Regions from separate parts of the Homo sapiens genome. Here all the other regions are linked to region 3. Evidence: chromatin contacts called from ENCODE Hi-C or POLR2A ChIA-PET data. All regions are on one chromosome and are shown on one strand. The core of a region is the stretch at or near the end of the contact, and the rest is flanking DNA. Distances in the headings are between cores, read along the strand shown. Region 1 overlaps STARD4-AS1 (STARD4 antisense RNA 1). Region 2 overlaps CAMK4 (calcium/calmodulin dependent protein kinase IV). Region 3 overlaps SLC25A46 (solute carrier family 25 member 46). Region 4 overlaps MAN2A1 (mannosidase alpha class 2A member 1).

Region 1 (2,700 bases), core at 182-2,681, 800 kb before region 3:
GTTGGATGACTCCAGGAAAACAAAGGTAATATGTCTGCATCCAGCACAGAGGCTCTCACGTGCCAGAGATGGAAATGAAGCTGTGAAAACAGAAAGTAGGCATGCACATCTCTGGAGGCTAAGGAAAAAAGGAGACAGAGAGGCAGACAGACCATGAATTAAGTGAGCTTGGGAATGCAGAGAAGACAATGGGAAAACTAGTGAAAGCTCAAAGAACAATTTGTATGCAGAGGAGTAGGAGCACGGCAAAGAAGAAATTCAACTCCTTAAGGATCTGTGTTTCGATCCACACTGTCCTTAGCCTAGCCTGAAACCCCTGCTTGGGAAAAAGTTTTGTCGTTTGAAAAATGCCCTTTTAAAATGACTTAGGCATAATTTCCTTCTCTTAGTCACTTCCTTCCTTCGCTTTGATACAACAGTCGCTTAAAGAAAAACCAGGGGAGAAAAGGTGGTGGAAATGCGTACAATTGGAAACAATTGCTATTGTCCTAGACATGTTCAATCTAGCAGAGACTGACAGGTGCTCTGCTGCTCAGAGGATGCAGTTAGATATGCTGTCATAAAATTAACACCTGGGGAACTAAGGTTTTGTGGGAGCAGCATGAAACATATATAATTTGGGACTCTAAGAAAAACAATACAGAATTACAATATGAAATTGTGAGAACATTCTTAGAGAGTTGGAAAGAGCCTAGGGAAGTAAGGGCCTTATCAGTTAATATCCATTATTTATCACATGTTACCATGACAACACCTGCAGGGAGCGGGGAGCACCTTTCCAATAAGGGGCCTTTAGTCAAAGAAAAATACAGGTCCATTTGTTTTTTCAAGACACAGCCTGCTCTTAAAACACCCACAATGTTGTCTGCTCATTAGACTAAATTCTGCATCCTGTACTGCTAATAGCACTTCCTGAGGAAATGGGTGGGAATTCCAAGATAGTATCACTAAGAAACTAAGTGACTTTAATTTCTAAGGGACTTTAGTTTCTAGGCATATTTCTAAGGGATGCCTAAATGACTGTATTATTTCACCTAAAATAATATACAATCTCTTGGTCTTGCAGCAGATCTGATGTTGATGTGTATGGTGTGAAATGAAAGAAGACAAAAGGTTCACCTTGAATCTTTCTAGAGGCCAAAGACAGCAGCTCATTGCTTACTTGTTAAGTACGAACTTAATGAGTACTGTTACAAATAGTGGGAGGCTCCCACAGAATATGACTTAGGAGAAAATAGAGCACTGCTGCTATAAGAGGAGTCTTTTGTTTGTGAAATCACAAGAACACCTGTGATTCAGCTCCCCAGGAACTTCAGTGGGCCAGTGTCCATTACTTTCATCATCAGGGATGTTTTCGTGTTGGGGCCTCTCTCTGAAGGTCCTGGTTTACCCCGAGGGAGCTTAGTGAGTCAGGCGCACAGGATGTGAATGGATGAGCCAGGACTTTCTTCTACCAGGGCGCCCTCTTGTGGGGATCTTATTAATTATCTTGCAAGGAAAGGGACCTTATACCCGGTTGCCTTCACAAGGCACAATTGTGAAGATTCACTTGTCCTATAAAGCCTCAGTCATCAGGCTTCAAATAGATATGCTCTCTCCTCTCTTCTCACTGTGGTTGAACTGGTCTACTTCTCTGTTTTCTTGTGACCAAGGTATGGGCAGCAACATGCCGCATGAAGAGTGCCCTCCTTCTGGTAAGAAGGCACATCACCAGTGACTTGCCCTTGTCCTTCTGTAGCTGTGTGCTTCTAAGCACAGGTAACCTAAAGTTCTCTGTCAGGCAAAATGAGTGTCCTGAGCATACTGCTTGCACCCTACTTGGGCATTCTTCCAAATCTTCCTAAATGTGCAAGACCCAGGCTACCATGCAGTAGTAGCACGATCATAGGTCACTGTAACCTTCAACTCCTGGGCTCAAGCAGTCCTCCTGCCCTAGCCTCCTGAGTAGCCAGAACTGCAGGCACACACCACCATATCCAGCTAATTTTTTTGTAGAGACAAAGTCTTACTATGTAGCACAGGCTGGTCTCAAACTCTGGGCCTCAAGGAATCCTCCTGCCTCAGCCTCCCAAGGCGCTGAGATTACAAGTGTGAGCCACCATACCTGGCTTATGCTTCTTAATTTTCTCCAAATCTTAATCACCCTTTAAGTCTCAACCTGAAAGTCTGGGTACGGTTGCTCTCATCCTCCAAGCAAGAAGTTGATAGATCTCTTTGATGTTTTTTCAGTCTTCTTTTTTGTTTTTTTTGAGATGAAGTCTTGCTCTTGTCCCCTAGGCTGGAGTGCGATGGTGCTATCTCGGCTTACTGCAACCTCTGCCTCCCGGGTTCAAGCGATTCTTCTGCCTCAGCCCCCGAGTAGCTGGGATTATAGGCGCCTGCCACCATGCCTGGCTAGGTTTTGTATTTTTAGTAGAGACGGGGTTTTATCATGTTGGCCAGGCTGGTCTTGAACTCCTGACCTCAGGTGATCCACCCACCTCGGCCTCCCAAAGTACTGGGATTACAGGCGTGAGCCACCGCTCCCGGCCTCTCAGTCTTCTTTTTACTTATCAAAACCTCCCAACAGACCAGGCTTACCAAGGAGAGAAATTGTGTTTGTTTCTGACTATGTTGCTCCGGGTTATGATCCGAGTGCCGGCCTGTTATCTGTCACATAACAGGTGCTAAATAGGCATTGGATGACAAATGACCAGACTC
Region 2 (2,700 bases), core at 158-2,657, 590 kb before region 3:
AATTAAATACAAATGTAATACCTGAAGCTGTAAAACTACTAAGTGAAAACATAGGAAGAAAGCTCTATAACACCGGTCTGGGAAATAATTTTTTGGATATGACCTCAAAGGTACAGCTAACAAAAGCAAAAATAGATAACTGAAATTATATCAAACTAGAAAGCTTCTGCACAGCCAAGGAGACAATCAGCAGAATAAAACAGACAACCTACAGAATGGGAGAAAATATGTTTAAACCATACATCTGATAAGGGGTTAATATGCAAAATATATAAGGAACTCAAACACATCAATAGTAAAAAACTAAGTAACTCAATTAAAACATGGGCAAAGCATATGGCTTAAAGCAATCTATAGAGTCAACACTATTCCTATCAAACTACTAACATCATTTTTCACAGAATTACAAGAAACTATTCTAAAATTCATATGCATTCAAAAAAGAGCCTGAATAGCCAAAGCAAAAAAGAATAAAGCCGGAGGCATCACATTACTGGACTTCAAAATACGCTACAAGGATACAGTAACCAAAACAGCATAGTACTGGTATTAAAAATGGACACAATATACCAATGGAACAGAATATAGAACCCAGAAATAAAGCCACACACCTACAGCCATCGGATCTTCAACAATTCGACAAAAGCAAGCAATGGGAAAAGTTCTCCCTATTCAATAAATGGTGCTAGGATAGCTGGCTAGCTATATGGAGAAGAAACTGGACCCTCCCTTTCACCATATACAAAAGTTAACTCAAAATGCATTAAAGATTTAGATGTAAGACCTCAAGCTTTAAGAATCCTAGAAGAAAATCAAGGAACCACCTTTCTGGACATTGGCCTTGGCAAAGAATTTTTGCCTACGTCCTCAAAAGAAGTTGCAACAAAAACAAAAATTGACAAATGGGACCTAATTAAACTAAAGAATTTCTGCACAGCAAAATAAAGTAAAGTATCAACAGAGTTAACAGACAACCTACAACCACCAGAGGATTGGAGTGGAGACACTAGGGAGATATGATGTTACTCAAAGGATACAAATGTTTAATTAGCCAGGAGGAACAAATGCAAGAGCTCTTAATAATATAGTTAATAATAATGTATTGTATACTTGAAAATTACTGAGTAGTTCTTAAGTTCTAAGTAAATTTTAATTTACACCATTAAAAATGAGGTAATTCATATGTTATTTAGCTTGATTTAGTCATTCCACAGTGTATACATATTTTAGAACATCATATTTACACTATAAAAATATATAATTATTTCCAATGAAAAATGATTTGACCATATACTTCACCAGAGAAAATGTATGGCTGGCAAACAAGAACATGCAAAGATCCACAGCATCATTAGTCATTTGGGAAATGGAAACTAAAATCACATGAAGATGCAACTACACATTGTGAAAGCTGATTACACAGATTGGATTATCCTTTTCATACCCAACTAAAACAGTCTAGAGGCAGCAGGGCAAGACATTAGGGACACATAACATTGCTCCAAAAACATAGTTCTTTACAAGTCCGGCTGCTGAAACTTGCCTGTTGTAACTAGAGACCAGTTTTCTTTGTAACTGCTGCAACTTTAGTACTAATTTGGCCCACTGCTGTCACTCACCGATCAGAGCTTATCAGTTCCTCAGAACCTTACTAGTGCCAATGACCTTTCTCAAAAAGCAATATATAACATTTCTACTTTTTATACAACCTCCAACCTCTTTGTTCTTTTGACATACTGAAGACCACCTAGTCTGAAAGTACACCCCAAATTGCAATTATTTCTTCTCAAATAAAACATTAAATTTAGAGATGTGTCTTTATATTTTTATTGTGACTTCAACAACACTATTTGAATGACCTAAAAAAAAAAAAAAAGGCTGGCAAGGATGCAAAGCAACTGAAACTCTCACACATCACTGGTAAGAATACAAAATGGTATAGCCACTTTTGAAAACAGCTTGACGATGTTTTATAAAGTTAAACATATCATATGACCTATGTATGTCACTTCTAGGTATTTACTCAAGTAAGATCAAAACAATGTTCACTCACAAACTTGAACCTGAATTGTCACAGCAGGTTTATGAGTAATCACCAAAAGCTAGAAACAGTTTCACTATCCCTCAACTGTGAAGTGGATTAACAATTTGTGATACATCCATATGGTGAAATTCTACCTAGAAATAAAAAAGGAATTAATGAGGGTACACAAAACAACTTGGTTGAATCTCATTTATAATACTCTCACAGGTTGGAGAGGGATTGACTACAAAGTAGTATAGGGGAATTTTTTTCACATGATAGAACTATTTTATATCTTGACTGTTATGGTGTTTACACAACTATATACAATTGTAAAAACAAGTAAAACTGCAATAAAATAGGTGAAATTTACTGTCCAGAAATTATAGTTCAATGAAAATACAGTAAAAAAAAATTTCCAAAAGAACTATATTGTTTAAAAATATTAAAAACCACATTACCAAAATGTGGCTTATAGCATTCAACCCATTCTATGTTCATTTAACAGTAAGTGGTGAAATTTTAAAAAAAAGAAAAAATATAAGAGAAAGATTTTCAAACAGAAGAAAACTAAAAATCTAATTTTCATTCTTATGGAAAATAAAATTGAAAAATTAATGTTACTCAAAAATTCACATAAAAAATATTAAATGGCATCCATTTCTTAATTTCCTCAT
Region 3 (2,700 bases), core at 121-2,620:
TCTGAGTTACCTCCCCTTTGATGACTACTGCCAATTCTTAAGATCATTAAGATAAAAGGAGACTTAAAACCAAGTATTTAAAAAAATGCTTTTGGGACTCTTCTTTGTATCTGTTCTCTACTACTTTATAAAATGGGTAAAATTTACTGTTACAGCTCTAGAAATTTAAATAAGCATACTTAAAAGCTTCAGTCACTAAACCTTTTTATAATTCATTATCAAATACCAAACATGTAAATATATCTAAATTATCTATTTCCAAGCAAAAAATGCCCTCCCTAATGAACGAAAAAATTAATAAAATTTATTCGAGTACCTTGCTTTTCTCAAAACAGTCTAGTTTTTCATTTAACAAATCAAAACACATACTCCTATGCATAATCAACACAAAAAAGGCAATAAAATTCTAAAATAACTCTGTCTCAGCAGTCTTTAATTTTCAAATGGTCAAATAGCTATCCTAATTAAAAAAAAAAAAAAAAAACTTACCCCAACCTACTCTAAACCCCTCATCTTCCAGTTACCTCTCTTCATCAATCCTAGTCAGAGCCAACCATCTAAACTTTCTGTTTCCACGTCTGTACTTTCCCACTCACCTCTGAACCCACTTCAAATTGGTTTTGAACAAAAACAGCTCTTACCAAAGTCTCCAATAATCTGCATGTCATTAAATCTGATGGACATTTTTAAGTCTCTACCTTATTTGACATTTCAGCAGCCATCAGAGCCTCTTCTCTCCTTGAAGCACTCTTTGCCCCTGTGCTCCACTAGCCCATTCTGTTGGTTTTTATCCTGCCTTCTGGTCTCTCCTGACTCCTTTTCAAGACCACCTTTCTTAACCCAGCCACCCCTTGGTTGGAGTTCCTAAGGTTCAGACTCTATTCTTCTACCATAGTGTATCCTTCTTCCCTAGCGACGCTCATATCTAGGGTTAGAGCTTCAAAATCTCCCAAATTAATTTACCTTCAGTTAAGAATTCTTTATATGCCAGCCCCATATCATGTGCCTACAGACAACTCCATCTGGATATGATAAAAGATCTGAAAATGCACTTGTACTAAAGTCCAACTTAAAATCTTTCTTTTCTACTTAAACTCTTTCAGTGTTCCCTACTCAGGAACTATTAATCAGAAAGGAAATCTATTGAATTTGAGGAAGATTTCATTGTGTTTAAAATAACGTGTGTTTAAAATAAGCAAATTCGGAGGGAACCGTTGGAGGAAAACTACAAGATGTTTACAGTGGTATAACCACAGATGTGTGATGAGTCAAAACTAAGTTGGAGTTGAACCAAATGGGTTTTGTGAGAGACTGAACCACACAGGTAGCCTTGGTTACAGGAACTCCTACCTCGCGTTAACAGTCTGAAAAAAGCCACATGTAAATTAAGTAAAGGGTACTGTGGGGGTAGAACGACACATGGTTTAACTCACTGCAACTGGGAGAGAGAACAGGGAAGGGTTTAGCAGTATCTACTGCTAAAGAGATCACACATGACGATCCTGGCTAATATATAATTTGTTAAAAAGTAATACTACTGAGAAATTATAAATTTGCTGACTTAATGAACACTAGAGATCTGCTGTTTTTCTCTTTGATTTGATCATAAACTGTATTTAAAAACCCCTAAATATTGGCAAATCTGTACTATCTCCCCTGTTCTACCTAGTAAATGTTACGCAATTAAAAAACCCCAGGCTAGGAGACCTCAGAGCTCATCCTCCTCATGTAGTAGCTTCTGTGAACTGCTGTTAATGTTTTGTGACCTTGTTTGCTCCTTCTTCCCATTAATAGGATACAGAAACAAACTCTGCCTTCTTCCCATTAATAGGAAAGGTCAAATCTGCCCAAAGAAGAATAAATAATTTTTTAAAAGATATTCACACTATACTTCAAAAAAACAGCTTCATTTGACAACTAGTTACACAAGCCCAAATACAAGAAGTCATTCTTCATACTGCCTTCTCTTTGATCTACCATTCCTAAAGCATCACCAAATTCCCTCAGTTTGACCTAAGTATATTTCAAAACTGTCCACTTACCTCTATCTCAAAAGATACCACCCTGATCTTAGCCACTATCTTTTCTTACCTTTATTATTGTAATAGAATACTAAGATGTCTCCTTTTATTCACTTTGGTCCTCATACAACCTTTTCATCTACAGTTACAATGACCCTTTGAAAACAAATCTGATGTCACTGACCTTACTGAACCTCTTCAATATTCTTAAAATGGCCTACAGGGCCACACATGTTCTGGCTCCCACCTGCTCTGTACCCTTACCCTTGGCCAGAGCTCCAGCCATGTGAGGCTTCTCTCAGTTACACCTGAATTCTCTAGGCTCCCCACTGCAACAGCATTTTTGTACAAACTGGTATGTACCTCCTAATTACCACTCTGATCTACCTTAAGTGTCATGTTACTAGGGACACTGTTTCTAGCCCTTTAATACTTTCATGGAACTATATTCTTTTGCTTCAGAAAACAAATTTCAATTTGCAATTATTCATTAATGGAATTATTGTTCTTAGTGAATGTACTTTTATTAGATTCTGAGCTTCCTGGCAACAGTTACCTTTTGTTTATTTTCCTCACTGTAAACCCGGTTTTTAGCACAGAACCTGGCACATAGTAAGTACTCAGGAAATGTTAGCCAAGTAAATGAATGAATTAATGAGTGGGCCTTATCACCAAAATT
Region 4 (2,700 bases), core at 33-2,532, 890 kb after region 3:
GCAAGGGCACTCTCTATCATGGTGCTGAAGGAGTTGGTCAGGCAGGAAGACATGCGTCCTTATCATGCTAAGGTGGCCTTCAGACACATTTCTCATGAAATACTGTGGTGGTTAGGAATATGCTTACTTAAATACAGGCCAATGCAGACTTCAGGTCTTGCTTGGAACCTATGTCTATTTTGACATTATTTCAAGGGGAAAAATGAGTTGCATTCTCCAAATGAACAGCCCATTATTGCACATTGGAAGCTTCCAGCACACAGAAACAGGAACCCAAACCAAAATGCTTAGGTCTGGCTTCTGTACTTATTCATTGAGTCATTTTGGTCTTTTTTTTTAGTATAAGCATGGAATTACACTGGACATTTTGTAAGTACAGCTTTCTTTGAATCAATACCCACAACAGTTCCCTTCAATGATTATCCTTCTATTATCAGGTTAGGGAATTCTTTAAAGAAGTGGTTTTGAATGGACCAGTCCTTCCTTTGGATTACTAGTGGGCTTTTAAACAACTGTTATAAATATGTGCTAAGAGTCAAAGGCTAACACAGGAACTGGCACCAACTGATATGATAATGCAAAACTGCCAAGTATTTAGTTCTGATTATGAGCCAGCATGGTAGTTATCAATAGGCATTATTAACATTTCAGTTTTTAATCTTCTTGGTCAAATCTTTATGTTGTTAAGTTGCTCTCTATTCCCTCTGCTAAAACCCTAATCTGCAACCAAGTTGGAGTAAGTGTCATTAGGATAACAAGGTATGTTTACAGAGTGCCTTTGTTCTCAAAAGGCTTTCACAATAGGATTTCGTCTGTTTTTAGCAAAAGACCTGACACAGCAATACGTGACATTAGCCTCATGTTATAAATGGTAGCTGAGTCAGCAGTCACTCAGCCCACAGGTAGGGAGGGTGGCCCACCTGTCCAAAGGCACGAAGAGCAACGGGAAGCCAGGTGGCTGCAGTAAGTAGAGGCCAGGCTGCAGAGGACCTGAATGCTCAGTGTCTGAACCAATTCAGTAGGCAACGGGATTTTTCATCTGAGAAGTGATTAGATTTGTATTACAAGAAAATAGTCAAAAGCAGGAAGGATGTGAAGAAGTGAGTAACCACAAAAAAAGGTGACATAAAAAACAAGTTCCAGGCTTCGTTTACAGAAGGTAAAACCCTATGCTCACTGACTCTAGTCAGCTCCAGCTGCTTCCAGAAAACAATCACATTTAAAACAACTACAGTGGAGGAGCCACCTAGAAGTGAGGCTAAGGGATGGTGACCGCCCATCCTCCCCAGAAGCCTCTGGGTTCTTCAGGTCGCTGATGTCCTCTACCATCTATGCTGGGTGGTGGTAACCTCAAGCCCAGAGTATTTGATGCCCTCCACTCTATTCTTTCTGTTTCTTTTAGCTCATGAATTTATGACACGACACCTCGGGGAGCCAAAATGTAGACCTACAAAAAACCACAGCAGAATCCTAGAAAAAACATCTACACAATTCACTGATTCAAAATAGTTTTTGAGATCCTATGTGCAGACACTCTTCTTCACGGGGATATAGCCATGAATAAAGGACAAGCATAGCTCTCATGGAGCTTCTGTTCTGGCCACATATCTCTCCGGCCTCAGGGCCTTCACACTTGCTCTTTTCCTGGAGCACTCTACCCCCAGAAATCTGCAGGAGTCTCTTATTCTCTGACCTTCTTCAGATTTTTACTCCATTATCACCTCTGTGAGGCCCTCTCTACACACCTTAATCAAAATTGTGTTACCTCCTTTGAATGGCTGTTCCCTTTTTACTCCTTCATAACACTTAACACCATCTAACATATTACATATTTCTCTTACTTTTTCTTGTTTTTCTCCTCCCATTAGAATCTAAGCTCTAGAAGGGCAGGGGCATTTGTGTGTTTTATGGCAGTAACTGACATGTAGTGGGTAGGAAATAAATCCTGCAAGTTCACTGATAATGATTTTAAAAAGCCTTTCAATACACACACACGCACACACGCCTCGAGCATTTGCTTGTAGTCATTATTATAAGTCATATATGTTTGCCTGCATAGCCAAGCATAAGTTCCTTATCTCTGAAGGAAACCAAAATACTTCTCTCTCAAAAAACTGAGGATTATTGAGCTGAAGAAGGAAAAAAACCAGGGGGCCATTCTGTCCCTTCTTCTGCCTGCTTGATGGCAGGACAGCAATTTACAAATACAAGAGGTCTTCATCCCTTCCTCTCTGCCTTTTCTAGTCTAAAGACAGGCCCCTTTACAAGGCTTGCTAATTAGCTAAGAGACAGCAGTGCCAGAGCATCTAGGAGCAGACTTCACTCTTCCCATAAATTTATCCTCCCACATTTTCCTACCTTTTGGAAGCCTGAAGGTGCTTTCTTCTTTGTCTTGTCTCTAGAGGATTTATGGCTCTTTGTTAAAACATTATTTAGGCAAGGTGCCAAAACCACTGCCTTGGGAAAAAAATACTTTTGAACTTAGGCCTCTCCCAAGTGACAGGTATAGCATGTACAATATACTATTGCTATTTTTCCCCTGTTTATCTGACCTTTGCTTTCAAAATTGTCTCAACTAAAAATCTATAAAGAAAAAAAAATTATATTTTTTCTCCTATATCTTAGACATAAAGTTGTAAATCTCTAATATCCAAATTATAGGCATTTATCCTTACTTTATTGCTTTAGTTCTTTGTTCTA

Evidence for each region. Hi-C counts contacts between places; a loop is a spot of excess contacts on that map. ChIA-PET counts read pairs that join two places held with the same protein, here RNA polymerase II (POLR2A). Pooled maps may share reads with other maps.
Region 1: a map of CD4-positive, alpha-beta T cell shows a loop between it and region 3 (5-fold over the local background). The contact joins two enhancer-like sites. A Hi-C loop is called at or near these places in 3 of 168 maps with a recorded cell type or tissue (CD4-positive, alpha-beta T cell, Caco-2 and naive thymus-derived CD4-positive, alpha-beta T cell) and 7 of 50 pooled maps. POLR2A ChIA-PET finds 5 or more read pairs at or near these places in 1 of 52 experiments (activated CD4-positive, alpha-beta T cell).
Region 2: a loop to region 3 is called in a pooled map, with 8 times the contacts of the local background. The contact joins two enhancer-like sites. A Hi-C loop is called at or near these places in 2 of 37 single-sample maps with no recorded cell type and 9 of 50 pooled maps. POLR2A ChIA-PET finds 5 or more read pairs at or near these places in 2 of 52 experiments (activated CD4-positive, alpha-beta T cell and activated naive CD4-positive, alpha-beta T cell).
Region 4: a loop to region 3 is called in a pooled map, with 2.3 times the contacts of the local background. The contact joins two enhancer-like sites. A Hi-C loop is called at or near these places in 3 of 50 pooled maps. POLR2A ChIA-PET finds 5 or more read pairs at or near these places in 2 of 52 experiments (GM12878 and HEK293).

The regions. Positions count from the first base shown.
Region 1 is chr5:111,549,487-111,552,186 of GRCh38, reverse strand. All of the region lies in intron 1 of STARD4-AS1 (STARD4 antisense RNA 1), which reads right to left. Among named protein-coding and RNA genes, the nearest start is that of STARD4, 38 kb to the right of the region's middle. RefSeq lists an enhancer at 1,675-1,754. Within about 2 kb of position 1,431, at least 7 of the 41 ENCODE cell types and tissues checked have a DNase peak (open chromatin) inside an H3K27ac peak, as active enhancers do.
Region 2 is chr5:111,336,683-111,339,382 of GRCh38, reverse strand. The region is part of intron 1 of CAMK4 (calcium/calmodulin dependent protein kinase IV); the gene reads right to left. Among named protein-coding and RNA genes, the nearest start is that of CAMK4, 110 kb to the right of the region's middle. Within about 2 kb of position 1,407, at least 2 of the 41 ENCODE cell types and tissues checked have a DNase peak (open chromatin) inside an H3K27ac peak, as active enhancers do.
Region 3 is chr5:110,751,086-110,753,785 of GRCh38, reverse strand. All of the region lies in intron 5 of SLC25A46 (solute carrier family 25 member 46), which reads right to left. Among named protein-coding and RNA genes, the nearest start is that of SLC25A46, 13 kb to the right of the region's middle. RefSeq lists an enhancer at 972-1,231. Within about 2 kb of position 1,370, at least 3 of the 41 ENCODE cell types and tissues checked have a DNase peak (open chromatin) inside an H3K27ac peak, as active enhancers do.
Region 4 is chr5:109,856,078-109,858,777 of GRCh38, reverse strand. All of the region lies in intron 20 of MAN2A1 (mannosidase alpha class 2A member 1), which reads right to left. Among named protein-coding and RNA genes, the nearest start is that of LINC01848, 26 kb to the left of the region's middle. Within about 2 kb of position 1,282, at least 3 of the 41 ENCODE cell types and tissues checked have a DNase peak (open chromatin) inside an H3K27ac peak, as active enhancers do.